2 separate regions of the Homo sapiens genome follow, and region 1 is linked to region 2. A link is a contact called in ENCODE Hi-C data. All regions are on one chromosome and are shown on one strand. Each heading gives the region's core, a stretch centred on a gene start or an enhancer-like site at or near the end of the contact. The rest is flanking DNA. Distances are from core to core; before and after follow the strand shown.

The links. A loop is a pair of places that touch in the nucleus more often than their neighbours do. Pooled maps may share reads with other maps.
Region 1: a map of ascending aorta shows a loop between it and region 2 (3-fold over the local background). The contact joins two enhancer-like sites. A Hi-C loop is called at or near these places in 3 of 168 maps with a recorded cell type or tissue (PC-9, ascending aorta and heart right ventricle) and 5 of 50 pooled maps.

What each region holds. Positions count from the first base shown.
Region 1 is chr2:71,849,149-71,852,116 of GRCh38, reverse strand. No RefSeq gene overlaps it. Among named protein-coding and RNA genes, the nearest start is that of CYP26B1, 300 kb to the left of the region's middle. RefSeq lists a silencer at 2,644-2,938. Within about 2 kb of position 1,661, at least 3 of the 41 ENCODE cell types and tissues checked have a DNase peak (open chromatin) inside an H3K27ac peak, as active enhancers do; they include ascending aorta, where a contact is called at or near this core.
Region 2 is chr2:71,613,824-71,616,776 of GRCh38, reverse strand. The region is part of intron 40 of DYSF (dysferlin); the gene reads right to left. Among named protein-coding and RNA genes, the nearest start is that of DYSF, 150 kb to the right of the region's middle. Within about 2 kb of position 1,581, at least 22 of the 41 ENCODE cell types and tissues checked have a DNase peak (open chromatin) inside an H3K27ac peak, as active enhancers do; they include ascending aorta, where a contact is called at or near this core.

The sequences.
Region 1 (2,968 bases), core at 412-2,911, 240 kb before region 2:
CAGTGAGGAAGTCTTGGCTGGCAGGGCTGCAGACACTCTTGGCCTCCATGCCTGGCACCCACTCCCCAATTCATTCCACCACTTCATTGTTCTGGCTACCCTGAGCCTCAGCTCTTCCTAGAGCAAGTCCCCAGAAAGAATCTGAGGAGAGGGGAGACCTTCCAAGACCACCAGTCCTACCCTGAACCTTCCCCCATGAGCATACACCCCTTCCTATGTGGAACTGTGACGCTTGCCCGATATGTGGGTGAGACAGTCCCCTACGATGAAACTTTGGTCTTATCTACAGCAGATTCCTTTCATTGTGCCTCAGTTTCCCTCTGAACACTGAGGGCTGGGATTCCTTTGTAGCATTCCCTGGAAGCTAGGATTGTTTTGTATGCATTTTTCTCTCTGACCAGTCGGGAAGGTGTGTGAGCCAGCCCCTGGACTCTACAGAGGTTTCTACTAGAGAGTTCTGCCCTGGGCTCTTGACACACCTCCTGCGTGTGAGGGGAGGGCCCAGGTCTGGGAAGCTGGGGACAAGTATCTTGGCCCCATTGCTCCTTTCCTCCTCCTCTGGAACCCTGCTTGGAGCCTGAAATTTTCCACACTGAGCCTTTGGCTGCGGACGCTGGAACTTTTGCAATTTCCTGACTTGAAAACTGCTCCCCCACCCCTACACCCTCCACCACGTTCCCGTAGGTCTTGTGGGGGTGGTCACCTCAGCAGGGGCCCAGAGCCCAGGCTGTAGGGAGAGCATGCATCTAGGCCTTTGGCTGTGATGTTGAAAGGTGCACTCTTCGGCTGGAAGCTCCCATGCCACTGTCTGTCATTGTCTGCCTGTCTTACCCCAGACCTCCCAGGAGAATGACTCACTTAAAGGCCCAGGAGAGTGGGGATCAGTGGGGCAAGAGGGAAATCCATATCCAGGTAAATTGAATTGAATGATGGTAGTAGAATTTCTGTGTGTAAGTCCAACCATACAGAACAGATTCTACCCTGGAGTTGGGGCACTGTCCCCCTCCGAGACCAGGTGAGGAATGCTGAGAAATATGTGGGCCTGGGAAGGTGACACACAGCCCCGAAAAGCATTGGGTTTAGAGCCTGGGACCAGACCAGACTCAGAACAAATTGGAAGCCAAGGTGCCCAACTCTGCTCCTGGCCATTTCTATATTGCTGAGGCTGCCACAGTGGGCCCTGGCTGCTTCAAAATGCTGCATCTGGCCAGGGGACAGCTGCCAAGCCCGAGCCTGCAGGTAGAAGCCGAGAGGGAGCAGTTCTCATATGATTTGTGCAACAGTGCGGAGCCATGTCATTTTCCACTCCTGCAGCTCTCCAGAGCTATTCTGTATCATATCATCTGGGGGCTGATAGCCCAGACCCAGTCCAAGCCTGCCATGGGCCTTGTGTCACATCCTGCCGAGCTCTGGGGCACAAATCCTGGGTCACTTTTATGGACTTCCATTCTCTATCACTCTGGACAGGCAGGCCAAATAAACACCAGGCCCAATAAGCCTAGGGCCTTCCTCTCCCCGGGTCCCCCACACCGCCTCATCCAAAATCCACACACCATCAGGGATTGCGCGTGCAGAAGAATTTTAATAAAAACAAGCAATTCAGAAGGGCTGGCAGGGCAGCCAGGCTGGCCTTGTAGACTGGTGCTATTCCTGGCCTGGGAGGCCAGGAGGCTCTCCTAGGAACAAGCACTCCCAAGACAAATATGGAGCAACAAGCCGGCTTTGTTTTTTACCTTTGAAGACAGAGTGTCCAGGCTGGGACTTGGCCACACAGGACGAGAGGGGAGGGTCTCGGAGGGAGGGACTAAAGAGGGATCAGGGCTGACAGCAGTGTGTATTTGGGGCTCTGGTCCTTTTTGAAGAGGGTGGCCATTTAGGGTCAGTGTATGGAAGTAAGGGGGCAAAATTTTCATTAGCTTTGCCACCTGTCTGGTCTCAAGTTGTCACCTCACTCAACACCATTCCCCTGCTCGCCCACAGCTCAGTCAGGTGCCTGCTGTCCCCAACATGAAAGTCAGTCACTAAGGGCCCCGAGCCATGGCACAGATGGAGTAAAAACAAAAATCAAAAACAAAACTGAGAACTTTTAATCCCTTGGTGCTGTGGAAATGGATTTTTTCCAAAAGGAATTTAATTAAAGACAGAAAAAGACCAACATAAACCAAGAAATCGCACACACATGTGAAAAGTGCTGTGACAGCCCCATAGCCCTGGCCTGAGAAGAGAAGTCTGGGCACTGGGTTCCAGGGCCCCCAGAAGCCGGGCCTGTGGAAAGCAACCTTGTCTGCAGCAGTTTCAGAAGGCCATGGGGGTGGGGAGTCTCAGTCCTCCGCAAGGTGTGAGCCAGGCAGTCTCACGGCCCCAGTCAGGGAAGCTCAGCTCTCGGCGGCTGCCCGGTGACCATCCAGACTCAGTGGTCAGGATCCCTGCTTTCTGCCTTGAGACACGACCTTGCACTGCTCATGCACAGGGTGGTGAGGGTTGATGCTCCCTGGTACTCACCAAAGCTCACATAATAACATCTGCCCATTTTAGAGAAGTATCTGACCCTTCTCTCCAGTGGTTTTTCCTTTTCTTTCTTTTTTTTTTTTTAAGCAAAAATAGGTCTATTTTTGTGATTTTTAAAATTTGACAAAATTTTCTTAGTCCAAATCGATCCAGAAAATTGTGGTCAGCAACTCCCTCCCCTGTATGCAGCCACATCAAGGCTCTGGACGTGGTGAGCCTGCTCCTAACAGCTCTTCAGGCCCCTACGCCCTCCTTTCCGACCTGACTCCTGTCTTTTCAGATGCTGACAATGTGACTCATTTCTTTCCAAAGCCCTCACTTTGTCCCTTAATGTGTGGCTCAGCTCAGGCTGGTGGCTTCTCCTTGTCACCAGGATGCAAGATTCCCACAGCTACAGTGCTCCTGCCCCCTGGGGAGACGCCTGCCCCAGTTCAGCCTGACTCTGGGCCCTTGCGTCAGG
Region 2 (2,953 bases), core at 332-2,831:
GTTTGGATGGAGGTAAGCCCTATTTTTTCATTATTTTTCTATATTTTCCAAATTTTATATAATGAACACGTATCATTTTATTATCTGAAAAAATGAATATATCGTTTTCTAAAGCAGAGAACTAGATGGAATAGGACACTTCTGCTCTCCCTGTGTGAGGACACACCCAGGCCTGCCCTCAGAAAGTTCAAAGTCAAGGCCACAATTCCTGCAATGCCACCACCAAGCTTAGACACACCTCTGGCCAGCACCCATGGAAGCTCGTGCACACACCTGCTCCTACCACCCCCACCTGTCATGCTCACTCATGTGCACACACCACCCCCACCCCTAGTCTGCCACTCTAAAGTCTACACATAGGATGGCTGCACAGACCAAGAACAAGTGGTGGAGTTAATACGTGTGAGTATTTCTCATCCCAATCCTCATCACCATGGAGAACAGTTTAAACAGGCCAGGCACCCCCTAAACAGGGCCCCCCACCCTTACCCTTAGAGACAGACACTGATCTACGAGCCCTGGGATGCTGAGCACAGACCTGCCTTATACACGTTTTGAGTCACCTCCAGAATTGGCCACTCTCGACACAAACCAAAACATTTCTAGAAACCTAAGAAATACTCCGTGGTGAGTGCCAGCCCATGGCCTGAACATCAGGCAAGGGTCTCCGGTGACATGTTCTAAATGTGTGGCCAGCTCATCCCAGGACCTAGGCAGATGCTGGTAAGAAGGCTTTGGGAGCAGAGAGAAGGTGTCACGGAGGAAAGTGACAGGAAGGGACCAAGATGGAAGGGTAACTCTGGCAAGAGCAGGTTTGAGCTAGGAGGGGTCCTAGGACCACAGCCAGGACACAGTGAACACATCCAGCACCAGCCAGGGCTGCATCAACTGTGAGGATGGAACAGGCTGCCGAGAAACACCGGTGGGGCAGACAGAAGCCAGCCAAAATCCAGATTCTGCCAGACCTCTCGTCCCTCCTGTCCCCAGAAGCCAGGGCCCTTCATGCTATCTGCACTGGGGAAGGAGGGAGAGGAAGAAAGCCCAGCCATAGTTATCTAGCAAACCACTGGAACTGCACCCGGGGTCAGCTGCCTCCTGGGTTGGCCTTGGAGCGCCTGTCCTTCAGAGTGCCAGGGACAGGGAGGAGAGGCGAGTGAGTGAAAGATTTCCTGGATCAGCCAAATCAGAGCAATAGATCTCAGAGAAAAACATGGAACAAAGTCAGATACCAGAAAAGGGGCTTCCCCAGAGGGCCAGGGCTCCCTGCAGAACAGAACTGGTCTCCCTGCTGGGTTTGAGGCTTTTGAGAACAGAGTTTTGTCTCTTTCATCAGACAGGGAGCTCCATGAGGGCAAGGTCCAAGCCTCCCCCATCAGAGCAAATCAGTGTCATTTCCTCCTCCTCCCCTGTCCCAGGCCAGGGGAGGCCCAGCCCCTCCCCAGGTGGGTACACCTCCAGGAGCCCCATCCCAGCTCCCACCAGTGCTGCTGGTCTGGCCAGCAGCTCTAGCCAGAGTGGCCGTGTGCTCCCACAAACAGCACAGGCCCAGCTCTGGCTCAGATCCCAGCCCCAGTTCCCTCATGTCAACGCCGGGAGGATGGCCAGGCTGGGCCTCCTCATCGTCTGCCTCTGGCTGTGCTTGTGGCCAGCAGGACCTAAAATAGTCCCTCCCCATCTGAGTGTGTAGACATTTTGAGGGCAGCACACACAGAACGGAAATCCTGCTGGGCAGGCCCTGCACTTCCCTGCACAATCTCAGACAGGCCCATGGAGCAGCCGGGAAACAGGAGCCAGGAGCAGGCAGCCAGAGTTTGGGGCAAATTATCTGCCTAATTCAGCTATAAACACCCAAGCAGCCCAGAGGCACTAGCACTGAGTTTAGCTAAATTTCACATAGGGACATCTGAAATTTCCATTTGGGTTTCCCCAGCCAAGAGAGAGATTCCTCCTCAGATCCATACAGACAGTAGCCAGAAAATTCGTCCATCCATCCATCAACCCATGCACCCATCTACCCACTTGCCAAGACAGACAGACTTTCATTAACACCTCCGCTAAGCGAGGCCTTGTGCTGAGCATTGAGAATACAAAGAGGAAGGAGCCGCAGTTGCTCCCCTGAGCTTAGCCTGGGGAATATGCTAACATTGACAGAGACAGCAGGCCCTAGAGCAGCACAGTGACCCAAAGATAGGCAAGTCTCACAGGAGAAGAGGAGCCAGGAAAGACTCCCCCAAAGAAGCGACCATGCCTAAGTTAAGTCTTAAACAATGATCAAGAGTTGGACAAGGGACAGGGGGCAGGAGGTCTTCCCAGCAGAAAGGCTGGCAGGGCAGAACCCTGGAGAGCCACAGAGGCTGGAGAGATGGAACACAGGGCTTCTGAGGACTTTTAGCATCAGTGAAACTACAGATGCAGCAAGGCCCGAGGACACAGGTGTTGTCTATACAGGCCTGGAGGCTCTGCCTCTGGGTGGCCCAGAAGTTCTGGGAGCCCCAGGGTGCCAGGGGTATGACCAGTATCTTGCAAAGCCCAGAGAGGAGGGTGACAACCTGGAACAGATGGTGAGTTCAAGGCTGGTGCTCACAGTGAGACCTTTCTCCATGTCTACTGTGGGAAGGACCAGATGGGCTCAACCCTACAGAATCCAGAGCCACTCCATGGCCCACAGTCGGGGGAGCGCTGCCCCTCAGCACAAGGTGCCACAGACCTCCTGCCATGCTCTGTGGCATTGGCATCTGCATCACAGGCTGGCCCTCAGTTGCTGAGTATGCAGCAAAAGGAAGACTCCTACCTCCCCCAGGGCTGGAGACCTTAGAATAAGGCCCCTCCCTGCCTCCTTCCTCCTTTTCCCTGCAGATGGAGGAATGGGGCGAGATAGACTCTTGGCTTGGACACAGCCTCTTCTTTCTAAGCTGTCTCCAAGGAGCCACCAAGCACAAGCCCACAGAACAAC